Linked DNA regions of Homo sapiens: region 2 is linked to region 1. A link is a contact called in ENCODE Hi-C or POLR2A ChIA-PET data. All regions are on one chromosome and are shown on one strand. The core of a region is the stretch at or near the end of the contact, and the rest is flanking DNA. Distances in the headings are between cores, read along the strand shown.

Evidence for each region. A loop is a pair of places that touch in the nucleus more often than their neighbours do. ChIA-PET counts read pairs that join two places held with the same protein, here RNA polymerase II (POLR2A). Pooled maps may share reads with other maps.
Region 2: a map with no recorded cell type shows a loop between it and region 1 (6-fold over the local background). The contact joins two enhancer-like sites. A Hi-C loop is called at or near these places in 2 of 168 maps with a recorded cell type or tissue (IMR-90 and cardiac septum), 7 of 37 single-sample maps with no recorded cell type and 9 of 50 pooled maps. POLR2A ChIA-PET finds 5 or more read pairs at or near these places in 8 of 52 experiments (AG04449, AG04450, BJ and 5 more).

The regions. Positions count from the first base shown.
Region 1 is chr12:32,555,417-32,562,150 of GRCh38, forward strand. All of the region lies in intron 1 of FGD4 (FYVE, RhoGEF and PH domain containing 4), which reads left to right. Among named protein-coding and RNA genes, the nearest start is that of DNM1L, 120 kb to the right of the region's middle. Within about 2 kb of position 3,640, at least 3 of the 41 ENCODE cell types and tissues checked have a DNase peak (open chromatin) inside an H3K27ac peak, as active enhancers do.
Region 2 is chr12:32,655,651-32,662,384 of GRCh38, forward strand. No RefSeq gene overlaps it. Among named protein-coding and RNA genes, the nearest start is that of DNM1L, 20 kb to the right of the region's middle. Within about 2 kb of position 4,414, at least 3 of the 41 ENCODE cell types and tissues checked have a DNase peak (open chromatin) inside an H3K27ac peak, as active enhancers do.

The DNA of each region.
Region 1 (6,734 bases), core at 2,390-4,889:
TGTAAATCTGGAGACGGGTGAGGTCTGCAGTAGAGATTTAAGTGTAGGATAATCTCAACATGTGGAAGGCATGGAAGTGTGGGTGCAAGTGGGAGACGAGAACCAAGCACTAATCCAAGTGCACTTCAATATTTAATTTTAAGAGACAAGGTCTTTTTTTTTTTTTTTTTTTCGAGATGGAGTCTCGCTCTGTCACCCAGGCTGAAGTGCAGTGGCGCCATCTCGGCTCACTGCAAGCTCCGCCTCCCGGTTTCACGCCATTCTCCTGCCTCAGCCTCCCGAGTAGCTGGGACCACAGGCGCCCACCACCACGCCCGGCTAATTTTTGTATTTTTGGTAGAGACGGGGTTTCACCGTGTTAGCCAGGATGGTCTCGATCTCCTGACCTCATGATTCACCTGCCTCAGCCTCCCAAAGTGCTAGGATTACAGGCGTGAGCCACTGCGCCCAGCCGAGACAAGGTCTTTCACTCTGTTACAGCTGGAGCACAGTGGTGCAATCACAGGTCACTGCAATCTCAAACTCCTGGGCTCAAGTAATCTTCCCAAGTAGCTAAGACTATAGGTGTGCACCACCATGCCCAGCTAATTTTTTTTTTTACTTTTTGTAGAGATAGTGTCTTGCTGTGTTGCCGAAGCTAGTCTCAAACTCTTATCTTAAGCAGTCCTCTCTCCGTGGCGTCCCTAAGTGCTGGGATTACAGGCATGAGCCATCATGCCTGGCCAGGCACTTTAATTTTAAAGAGCCTTTAATATGGTTTCTTGCCATGTCAGAGATAAGAACAGCTTAATATTTCTTGACTTTTCCTTGGTTAAACAAGGGGTATGCTTTAAAATTTTTTTTAATTTTAATTGTGGTAAAAGGTACTTAAAATTTGCCATCATAGCCATTTTTAAATGTACATTTCACTGTCATTAAATACATTCACCACTATCATCCACAGAACTCTTCATCTTGCAAAACTGAATTCTGCACCCACTAAACAATAACTCCCTTTTCTTCTTCCTCCCAGGTCCTCAAAACCTTCATTCCATTTTCTGTTTCTATGATTTTAAAGTGGAATTATACAGTATTTCTCTTTTTGTAACTGGCTTATTTCACTTAGCATTATGTATGTCCTCAAGATTCATCCATGCTGTAGCATATGATAGAATTTCCTGCTGGGCGCAGTGGCTCACACCTGTAATCCCAGCACTTTGGGAGGCCAAGGTGGGTGGATCACCTGAAGTCAGGAGTTCGAGACCAGCCTGGCCGACGTGGTGAAACCCTGTCTCTACTAAAAAATACAAAAATTAGCTGCACATGGTGGTGGGCGACACAGCCTCCCAAAGTGTTGGGATTACAGGTGTGAGCTGCTGCGCCAGGCCTGCTTCTACTCTTTGACTATTGTGAATTAATGCTGCTGTGAACATGGATGTACAAATGTAAGGGATATGTTTTTGTTTTTTGTTTTTAAGATGGAGTCTCACTCTGTCACCTAGGCTGGTGTGCAGTGGCACAGTCTTGGCTCACTGCAACCTCCGCCTCCCGGATTCAAGCAATTCTCCCACCTCAGTCTCCTGAGTAGCTGAGATTACAGGTACCCACCATCATGACCAGCTACTTTTTGTATTTTTAGTAGAAACTGGGTTTCACCATGTTTCCCAGGCTGGTCTTGAACTCCTGACCTCAGGTGATCTGCCCGCCTCACCCTCCCAAAGTGTTGGGATTACAGGCCTGCGCCACGATGCCCAGCAGGGATATGCTTTTTTAAAAGTCTCTGTGATATGTATACTTGGTGACTTTCATAGATTTTTAAAAATATAAGTGATATATAAATACATTTTTATTATAAAAGATTTAAATGATATAGCTGTTAACAGACCAAAATATGAAAATTCTCATTCATTCTCTCACCTCACCTCCATCTGCAATTCCCAAAGTTACATTTGGTGTGCTATCTTCCCTCTCTTTCAGTACATTTCTATACATTTGTCTATAACTTATTCTTTTTAAAAACTGAGATATTATACATATTCTACAGTTTAATAATGTCTTGGAGACCTCTCAATTATTTATATTTTGGAAATATTCCCAGTCTGCTGCATATGTTCTATAGTGTTATATTTACCTTTACATGTACAGGGCTATTACTGTAGATTAGAGTCCTAGAAGTGCATGCAGTTCCTAGGTCCAAGGAACTTTCTTTAACTCTTCATCAGATTTTCTTTTTGAAGAACCTTTGTGGCTTGATAATTATGTTTCTAGAAAATTTATTATTCAGGTTTAGAAGTTTGGGGAGCTGTTTGAAATAACACTCAAATAAATTTCCTGGCTATGGATTTGTTCCCCATAGCAAGAGAGTTGTAAACTATGAGTTTTATAACCTTAATGTCTTTTTTTTAAAAAAGGCAATTGATCTCTTAATCTAGGTGTTTTAGCTAGCATATGGGAGATGTAATCTGCAATCTATGGGACAAATGGGGGAGTTTTGGGAGTTATGATAGAAGACTGTTGAAAAATGTTTTATAATAATGTTTTACAGTAGAGAAACCTGGTAGATGCCACCTCATCAGCCGACCAGGGTTAACATCACATGATAATCATATTGCTATCATGCAGTGATATTAATATAATAAAGTGAGATGGGTGCATTGCCTCTGTGATATTCTTACCCCAAACCCATAACCACAGTCTCATAATGAGAAAATAACAGAAACCCAATTTGAGGGACATTCCACAAAATACCTGACCATGTTCTTCAAAAGTGCTATGGTGCCAAAAGTCATGCAAGACAAATCTAAGTAATTCTCACAGGTTGTAGTACACTAAGGAGACAGTGAAAACTAAATGCAAATAAAGTGGTTTTTGGTTTTTTAAAGTATGTTTATCCTTATGGACAATATGCTCCCATAAAGATCGTCTACCCTAGAAAACTGTGTCTTCCCTCTTAAATCCAAGAGATGCTTGTCCCAAAGGGTGGACCCCATTGAGATCTCCTGGGCTAGAGACCCAGTGCATGGATGGATGAGACAGTATAAGCAAGACCGTATAAAGCTGTGATCTGAGCTCATGGACACTGTGGTAAGAGGTCAGGCTCGAAGAATCAGAGAACTGAGTGGATTTTGCAATGGATAGCCAAAGAGAGGGTCCAAACTTAAAATGCGAAACAATAATTCAAGAATGATTTGGTAAAATGTAATATAACAGCCTATAACAGAGTCTAGCAAATAGTAGCCAAAAGTCACCCTAACCAATCGTAGGGCATATCTACCACACAAAAGTGTGACTTAGCGCATGACTGTTTAAATGCCAAAAAAGACAGATAAAGGAAAGTTAAGCCATAGTGGCAACCTCTGCAGTTGGAACGAGGGAGCTATATCAGTCAACAGTGAGGCTAATTGAGAATATTTGAGGTTGGCGTATGTCTAGGGATTCCTATAGGAGATACAACCCAGCAAGCATAGGTCAGCAACCCAAGGTCAGAGTACAAAATGGGTTAATACTAAAAAGTGGTTAAAAAGATGACCAGTCCTCAAGAGGAGATAGTATTTAAATCGGATACCTCTCCTTCCCCATGCTAACTAACATACTGTAATTTGTTATGGCTGTTTCTAAGGTAACTGTTTATAATTATAAATCAGCCCTACTGGTTCTTCTTGATATTGTAATTTGCAATCAAAGAACCTCTAGAGTTAATGTAAAACTTCTTGAATGAGAGACCATCTGGTTACAATTTTGGTTTCAATTCCCTGTTAGGCAACTGACACCCAAATAAGGACTGTTTCCAAATATGAGTAGGCTAAGTCAGTCATAAACAAACAAAAAGTTTCAGTTTTTGTTGCTATTATCCAAGATGTTAGCAGATGAAGTGTTTAATGAAAGGGTGCTTCTTTTAGGCAAACTTCTTTTACCATGATTTGTTTAACCTATACCAGTGGTCCGTACATTTTTTTCCTGTAAAGGGCCAAATAATTATTAATAGTATTTTTAGCCTTGCAGCCACGTATGATCTCTATGTATTTGTCATTGCCTTTTTGTTTTTTTAAACAAATGTTTAAAAATGTAAATGTTCTCTGTGTCCTTCACCATGTTTTCATGCTTTGTGATAGTGGCTGAAATTTAGAGACTTGTTTTAATAAACAATGTTCTGAAATGTTGATCTAATTGCCTCTGGCAAAAGATGTGTAATCATGACTTTGATGAACTTATTTTAAAAATAGATGCACAGTTGATCTCTTATTGCACGCATTTTGGCACATTCGTGGGAGATATTCTCTGTAAACATGACACTTGCGAAACCTACCATACCCTGAAAGTTTGCTGTCTAGAAATTAAGTGCCTAGTTTTCATTCAAATTAATATTTAGGTAAGACATGTTTTATTTCTAAATAGACTGTCAAACATTTTTCATATTTTAATGTGTAATGGTGATGACCTTTTTAAAAAGACTCAACGTAATTTGTTTTCTCATTTAACCCATTAACTGCCCCCTTTGTGTAGTATTGTTGCTGCTTTCTCTTATAAATTGATGATGTCTCAGGGTCTCAATTTACAATTACATTAGTTTCTTCCTCTAGTTTGTAGTTGAGCTGTGGCTCTGCACTGTTGGGGCCTGTACAGCCATCCTTCACTAGACCCCGGGAGGTGGCCTTTAGTAGGCTCAAAGGTGGCCTTTAAGCCATTCTTAGTATCACTGTGAAAAAGCATCCAGATTTTCCCCCTGAAAGGCCAAGTGGTTGCATGATGTGTTGTGGATTTTAGGGATATACTTTGCCTATTTCACATACTTTTTTCCAAGAAGATAGATAAGCTTACACATGTAAAGGTTTCAACTGTATTTCTTCTGTTTATAATTTTATTTATTTTGAGATGGTGTCTCGCTCTGTCACTCATTTTGGAGTGCAGCGCAATGGTGTGATCACGGCTCACTGTGGCCTCAAACTCCCAGGTTTAAGCCATCCTCGCACCTCGGCCTTCTAAGTAGCTGGGACTACAGATGTATGCCACCACACCCAGTTAATGTTTTTTGTATTTTTTTGAAGAGACAGGATTTTGCCATGGCTGCCTACCTGGTCTCAAACTCCTGGGCTTAAGTGATCTGCCTGCCTCAGCCTCGCAAAGTGTTGAGATTACGTGAGCCACTGCACCCAGCCTTTTTATAATTTTAATAATAATCTGTCAATCTTTCATTACTTTTGCCTTCTAAATTCTTGTTATATTTTACTAAACAATGCTTAATCTCGCTGATAAACCATTTTAGCAGAAGTATGTCTGATGAGGACCACCCCTGCCTTTTTTTTTCTTTTCTCAGAGTTGCAAGGTCTCCCTCTGTTGACCAGGCTGGAGTGCAGTGGTGTGATTATAGCTCACTGCTTCCTCAACCTCCTGGGCTCAAGAGATCCTCTCACCTCAACCTCCCCAGTAGCTGGGACCACAAGCGCGCACCACCATGCCCAGCTAATTTTTATTTTTTTTAAGTAAAGGCAGGGTCTTATGTTGCCCAGGCTGGTCTCAAATTCCTAGCGTCATTTAATTTCTGTTTTGGTATTGGCTCTGAAAGAACTGTTGAGACAATACTTGGAACTCTTGATATTTTCCAAAATCTGTTTTACCAAGATAAATTTTAAGGAGAGCAACAGAAAATAAAGCAGAAATGTGGTTTCTTTGTTGGGTTTTGTTTTTTTTTTTTTTTTTTTTTTTTTTGAGATGGAGTTTCACTCTTGTTGCCCAGGCTGGAGTGCAATGGTGCGATCTCAGCTCACTGCAACCTCCCCCCATCCTGGGTTCAGGTGATTCTCCTGTCTCACCCTCCTGAGTAGCTAGGATTACAGGCGCCCACCACCACATCTGGCTAATTTTTGTATTTTTAGTAGAGACGGGGTTTTACCATGTTGGCCAGGCTGGTCTTGAACTCCTGACCTCAGGTGATCCACCCGCCTTGGCCTCCCAGAGTGCTGGGATTACAGGCATGAGCCACCGCACCTGGCCCAAATGTGGTTTCTAATCAATATTATTTAATAATGAATTGGATTAAGAATTTTTTGGGTTTTTTTTACTCAATAGAAAGTTGATTGGGTTTTTTAAAAATAGCTTGTTTTCAATAATTAAGGCTTAAAAAAATCTCTGAGTTCTCTTTGAGATATTTGGATTCTATAAAAAATGAAACTCTTTGTTTCTTAACCAAATGATAATTCCTTAAATTGCATTCTTTGATTCAATTATACTGAATTTCCTGGTAGAAATTTTATTTTCTCTGAAGCAGAGTCAGTGGTCTTAATATCACCATGTCAACCAGAAGAGAAGGAAATCTAATATGCATAATAGAGAACACTGACACATGACTTCTTTAAAAGTCTCTGAAATTCAACATATAACTTTTTATACCAGAAAGTGAACAAACATTTAATCCTTCCTCTTCATCTATGTCTCATGATGTATTTGTGTGATTTTAAAGAACATTTTGGAGTTTTTGAGTTCTATATAAATGTGACCATGTTATCTGTATAATCTTGCCATCCTTTCTTTGGAAAACATGGGTCACCGTTAGCGTATGTCATGGATGTTGATGTGGAGTCTGAGTAAGCTAGTGGGCGAGAGGGTGTGTGTGTGGACGTGGGCGCATGTGTGTATTTGTTAGTTTCAAATCGAGCCATTCTTCTAGAGTCTTTAGGTCAGCTGTCACGTTGGGCTTTCCTCCTTTGTTCTTTTGAGTTGCTCTGTGACTAGCCACAGACCCAACACTAAAAAGGAAG
Region 2 (6,734 bases), core at 3,164-5,663, 100 kb after region 1:
ATTTTTTACCCATCAATGTCCATTGATGATTCTGAATGATTCCTTTGTTTTGTCAATTGCTGATGTTTTCATTTCATCATTTCTTCTACACTTATTTGTTGGCATCCTACTATAAGCATTTTTTCTTATCATTTATTTATTTATTCATTCATTCATTCATTCATTCATTCATATGTTTGGATTCCTGTGTTCCTATTTTATTCAATGGATTGTATAATCCGTTGCCATTATTTTAAATTTTATGTTAATTTTTATGTTTAACTGTCCCAGATTTTGCCAGTGGGAGACCCTTCGAGCTGCCTCCTGGTTCTTCTGACATGTCACTTGAGCCTAAGAGTTTGAGACCAGTCTGAGCAACATAGTGATACCCCATCTCTAAAAACAAAAACAAAACTACATATCATATGATTCCAACTATGTATATGACATTCTGAAAAAGGTAAAACTTTGACACATTAAAAAGATCAGTGGTGGCTCACGCTTGTAATTCCAGCACATTGGGAGGCCAAGGTGGGCAGATCACTTGAACCCAGGAGTTTGAGACCAGTCTGGGCAACATAGTGAGATCCTGTCTCTACAAAAGATACAAAATTAGCCAGGCATGGTGGCAGGTAGTCCTAGCTACTCAGGATGCTGAGGTACGGGAATCACTTGAACCCTGGAGGCGGAGGTTTCAGTGAGAGGAGATCACACCACTGCACTCCATCCTGGGTGACAGAATGAGACTCTGTCTCAAAAAAAAGAAAAAAAGAAAAGAAAAAACAAAACAAAACAAAACCCATGTATGAGATTAGAGCCCCAAGTCCAGAGAGGAGCAGTTTCTCAAACTCTTGCTTCAAACAGCCAAAGTAAAGATTAATGTCTATTAAATTAAAAAAAAAAAAAAAAAAAAGCCGGGCATGGTGGCTCATGCCTGTAATCCTAGCACTTTGGGAGGCCGAGGCGGGAGGATCACAAGGTCAGGAGTTCAAGACCAGCCTGGCCAACATGGTGAAACCCATCTCTACTGAAAATACAAAAATTAGCCAGGCATGGTGGCGGGCACCTGTAATCCCAGCTACTCGGGAGGCTGAGGCAGGAGAATCGCTTGAACCCGGGAGGCCAAGGCTTCAGTGAGCTGAGATCACTCCACTGCACTCCAGCCTGGGCAACAGAGCAAGACTCTGTCTCAAAATAAAATAAAATAAAAGCCTAGCTGTTTTTTTTCTTAATTTTTCTTCTCTGTCTTTTCCATTTTTTCCATCTAAAAATTTAAAGTTTAAGAAGAAATACATTGTTATTAAGGAACCACCAATATCCACTTTATCCATCTAACAAAATGATAGCACCAGCCCACTAGTAGCAGTTGGCCACCTAGGATAGTTTGCCAGTAGTGGTAACCAAGGGCCAGGTCCACCCTTCCTCTCAGCTTTGGTGTATTATCTGGCAGTGGAGCTGGGCTCCACACAGAAGAGAGATCCCCAGCTCCCACACTTCGCATTACTATTTGTTACCTGAGCCCCAGTTATACTGTGTGTGTTGCTTAGGTCTTTGGGCTCAACAGATTCCTTGGACAACATAACAACCAAACACAACACATAATTCCTTCAGCTTCTGCCAACAACTCACTGTTTATGGGGCTGTGATGTGGGCCATGGGGCCAGCCTGAGATCAGGAACAGATGGGACATGTAGGCTCCCAGGTAAAGTAATATCTAGGCACCCTTTAAAATCAATATTCTTGAAATAGTTGCTCAACATGAATTTATTTTATTGGGTTTTTTTATTTGTTTTTGAGACAGGGTCTCTGTCACCCAGTGGCACAAACGGCTCACTGCAGCCTCAACCTTCTGGGCTCAAGTGATCCTCCTACCTTGGCCTCCCAAAGTGCTGGGATTACAGGCATGAGCCACTGCACCTGGCCTCAACATGTATTTAGAGCACGGAGGGATGAACAAAATAGTCAGACTTCTGGGGGAGAGCTGGCAATCTTTCCATTGTATCTGCGCTCTTCAGTTTTGGGGAGAGAGTTGTGTATATTTACTACTCATCAAGTAAAAGGACGTGGAATCAGCTGGAACAGGTTTCACTGGAAAGCTGTTTAGGGATCATTTATTGTTGCTCAAGAGTGCCCTCTAAGGGTTTCAAACTATGATAAGTGACTAACCACATTCTGTGCTCTGCAGGAGTTCCGGCAAACACAACTTTCTCCATATCACTATGGTTTCAGAGATGCCTAAGTGCTCATTGATACTTTAGCATCCCTTACAGGATGGCAACACCGGCAGCTCCCCGGCCAGCCCCCCTTATCCTGCTCTGCTGGGAAGAACAGTCTACAATGCGGCCGCCCCATGGTCAAGTTGCCCTTGCTCCTTGATTCTGTTATTCTCCTTTTCTTAAAAAAAAAAAAAAAAAAAAAAAAAAATCAAAGCAAATTTCTCCAACCTTATCCACAATAGAACTCACGACCGAATCCAAGGGATAGACTACTGTCACAGCTCAATCTTGACCTGGGATCCCCCATATATAGGTGTTATATAGGTGTCTCTCTCTCTCTCTTTTTTTTTTTTTTTTTTTTTTTTGAGACAGAGTCTCGCTCTGTAGCCCAGGCTGGAGTGCAGTGGCGCGATCTCGGCCCACTGTAAGCTCCGCCTCCCGGGTTCAAGCGATTCTCCTGCCTCAGCCTCCCTAGTAGCTGGGACTACAGGCGCCCTCCACCACGCCTCGCTAATTTTTGTATTTTTAGTAGAGACGGGGTTTCACCGTTTTAGCCAGGACGGTCTCGATCTGATCTCGTGATCTGCCCGCCTCGGCCTCCCAAAGTGCTGGGATTACAGGCGTGAGCCACCGCGCCCGGCTAGGTGTCTCTTTATAAAATAGAGATCTGGCCGGGCGCGGTGGCTCACGCCTGTAATCTCAGCACTTTGGGAGGCCTAAGGCAGGTCAGGAGGTCAGGAGTTCAAGACCAGCCTGGCCAAGATGGTGAAACCCCGTCTCTACTAAAAATACAAAAAATTAGCCGGGCATGGTGGCGGGCGCCTGTAATCCCAGCTACTCGGGAGGCTGAGGCAGAGAACTGCTTAAACCTGAAGGGGCGGAGGTGGCAGTGAGCCGAGATCGCGCCATTGTACTCCCGACTGGACGACAAAGCAAGACTCCGTCTCAAAAAAATAAAATAAAATAGAGATCCGGGCCGGGCGCCATAGCTCACGCCTGTAATCCCAGCAGTTTGGGACGCCAAGGCGGGTGCATCACCTGAGGTCAGGAGTTCAAGACCAGCCTGGCCAACAAGGTGAAACCCTGTCTCTACTAAAAATATAAAAATTAGCCAGGCATGGTGGTGGGCACCTGTAATCCCAGCTACTCCAGAGGCTGAGGCACAAGAATCACTTGAACCCGGGAGGCAGAGGCTGCAGTGAACGGAGATTGTGCCACTGCCCTGCCTGGGCAACAAAGAGAGACTCCGTCTCAAAAAATAATAATAATAAAATAAAATAGAGATCCACTGTTTGTAGTCTGAGGTCCTATTAGTTTTATTTAAATTGTACCCTAAGCACTTCCCCTCCTTCCAAAACAGTTTTCACAGTAACAGCCAAAACCTGAGGGTTTAGTATCTGCTAGCCACTATTCTAGGAACTTTATAGAAATAATTTCATTCATATTCCATCACAGTTTTTCAGTGTAAGCATTGTAAATAATGCATCAAGAAACATCTTTGACTTGTTACTGAGAGTTCCATCTGTGATAAAGGGCAGATGTCATAGAAAACCCCTTTGGCAGGTGATTCAACTCGAAGGAGAGGGTGGGAGGAAGCAACATCTGAGAATCATGTGAGCTGTGTTTCGGAAATACACACATCTGTCCCACATCCTGCTGCCCTGTGGATTTGATATGCCTGAGGCTGCATGCTGGCAGGTGGGCTTGGGTGTATAATTTTCTCCCAAGTGATTCTCACTCATTCCATTTTTTTGCCTGTCCCTCATCCCCATTTTTAAAAATTATTTATTTATTTATTTATTTATTTATTTATTTATTTATTATTGAGATGAGTCTTGCTGTGTCACCAAGGCTGAGTGGCATGATCTCGGCTCACTGCAACCTCTGCCTCCCGGATTCAAGCAATTCTCCTGCCTCAGCCTCCCGAGTAGCTGCAACTACAGGGCTGTGCCACCATGCCCTGCTAATTTTTGTATTTTTAGTAGAGACAGGGTTTCGCCATGTTAGCTGGGCTGGTCTCGAACTACTGACCTCAGGTGATCCACCCACCTTGGCCTCCCAAAGTGCTGGGATTACAGGTGTGAGCCACCACACCCGGCCCCTGGTCCCCATTTTTATGAACCATTGTGATAAAGTTGAGGAAAGGCCATTAGTCTTAAGGGTTGCACTCAGGCGCAGTACCACAGCCCTGTGCAGCCAAGACTTCAGTGCTCTGCCTGCTCCCTGTGACAGCACACCCTCCTGCTGTCCACCCAGCTCCACAGGCTTCACTGAGAGGCTCTCAGGTAAGCCTCAGCCTGTTGTGGGCTGTCTAGACTGAAAGCAAAGATAGCTATCTGGCTGGAAAAGAGAAAGGAATTAAGAGATCCATAAAAAGGCTTTCTAAAACAGCCAAATGTTTATAAAGGAGAAAGGAAATTGGGAGCTGGCCAGGTCGTATTCCCGTTCTTTGCCTTCTCACACGACAGAGCAGTGTGGTTCCCAACCTGGTTTCCTACCTCCCCTTTCTTCCCCACCTGGGGACATGTGGCAAAGTCTGGAGACATTTTTGTTTGTCACAAACGGAGTGGTGATGGGGAGGTAGTGTTACTAGCATCTTGTGGGTAGAGGCCAGGGAAGCTGCTAAACATCCCAGGAGGCACAGTACAGCCCCCCAAACAATGATCTGGCCCAAAATGTCAATGGTGCCGAGGTTGGGAAGCCCCGCTCCAGAGCCTCCACTTCTCTGGCTACCCATTCCCCCACTCCCGCCACTCCTCAGACAGGGATGGAGGACAGCCAAGATTGTCAGCTGTGACTTTCTCTGCAACCCTGTCTTCTTTTCTCCTGTCCCCCTGTCCAGTGCTCTGCTTCCCTCAGGTCCAAGTGGAACGATGATGGCATCTGACCAGAAAGTTTCCTGGGCCCTGAGTAACTGCCTTAGATTCTTAGTATGTAGTGGGTGAATCTTTAGTAATAAGGTCCCTGGAGCAAAGTGATGCCTTATCTCTAGTATGAAATCTGGGAACTCACGGAGAGATAAAAATAGCCTCAATACCAGTGGACTGGGAACATGGTGCGTGATCTGCTGTTTGAAAATCCCTGTCCTTAAGTGGCCTTGCACCATGATTGCTAAACTTTTCCAGAGCCATCTCTATTTCTCTAGTGTAATTTAACATCTTTTTTGGCGGGGGCGGGGGTGAGTCAAGTTCATTCTTTTTTTTTTTTTTGAGACGGAGTCTCACTCTGTCACCCAGGCTGGAGTGCAGTGGCGCGATCTCGGCTCACTGCAACATCCGTCTCCCAGGTTCAAGCAATTCTCCAGCCTCAGCCTCCTGAGTAGCTGGGAATATAGGCACCCGCCACCGTGCCCGGCTAATTTTTGTATTTTTAGTAGAGACCGGGTTTTGCCACGCTGGCCAGGCTGGTCTCAAACTCCTGACCTCAGGTGATCCGCCCGCCTCGGCCTCCCAAAGTGCTGGGATTACAGGCATGAGCCACCGCGCCCAGTCAAGTTTATTATTCTTAACTTGACCCTATCTTTCCCACTTTTGACTCCAACACTGCTCAGAGCTGCCACACCTACCCCCATAACAGTTGTGCCACTGGGAAGTGAAGAGGGTGTATCACAAAGTCAGAAACTTTGGGAAAAACTAAGATTAGGTTGTACATCCTTCAAACAAGAAGACAAACTACAAGAAGGGCTCAATCACTGCACGCAGTGAGTGTGAGGAGGGCAATGTTCCCTTGATAGTGGCCAAATGTGTGAGTTCCTGGCTTCCTGGGCTCTGTCATGGCTCAAGGTTGGTAAGAAGGCCAGTGATGTTATGAGCAGGCTTCAATTTCTACAGGGTTGTGGGGCGTCATCCACCATATGAAGGGGCTGCAGCAGGTCAGAGATGTGCAATGCCCATCCAGATTGAGGTGCTGACGCCCTTGCCAGAGCTTGGGTTCAGACAGCTTTGGCCTCATCTTCCAGCTCATCTAGGAAATGCTCCTGGGACACCACGTAGAAGGTGTAACTATAAATAGCTAACACCAGGGCCTGATGCCTGGGCCGCTGTAGGAGTGACCTCGGCCACTGGGCAAGCTGCACCTGCCACATGAATTGCAATTGTGCAGAGTCAGTTTGCCCTGAGTCAGGTCAACGCACTGAGCAAATGGAGCCTTTCCTCTGTTAGCATCAGGAGGGACCAGCTCCTGATGCCATCGTCCTGCTCCTCCTCCCTTCGCTGTCTAACAACTCCTTAAGGTATTTCCTCAGCTTTGCCATTCCCTTGGGCCATGATTAAGAGCCTCCAGGCCAGGCGCGGTGGCTCACGCCTGTAATCCCAGCACTTTGGGAGGCTGAGGCAGGCGGATCATGAAGTCAGGAGTTTGAGACCAGCCTGACCAACATGGTGAAACCCCGTCTCTACTAAAAATACAAAACTTAGCCGGGCGTGGTGGCACATGCCTGTAATCCCAGGTACTCAGGAGGCTGAGGCAGGAGAATCACTTGAACCTGGGAGGCGGAGGTTGCAGTGAGCCAAGATGGCACCATGCACTCTAGCCTGGGTG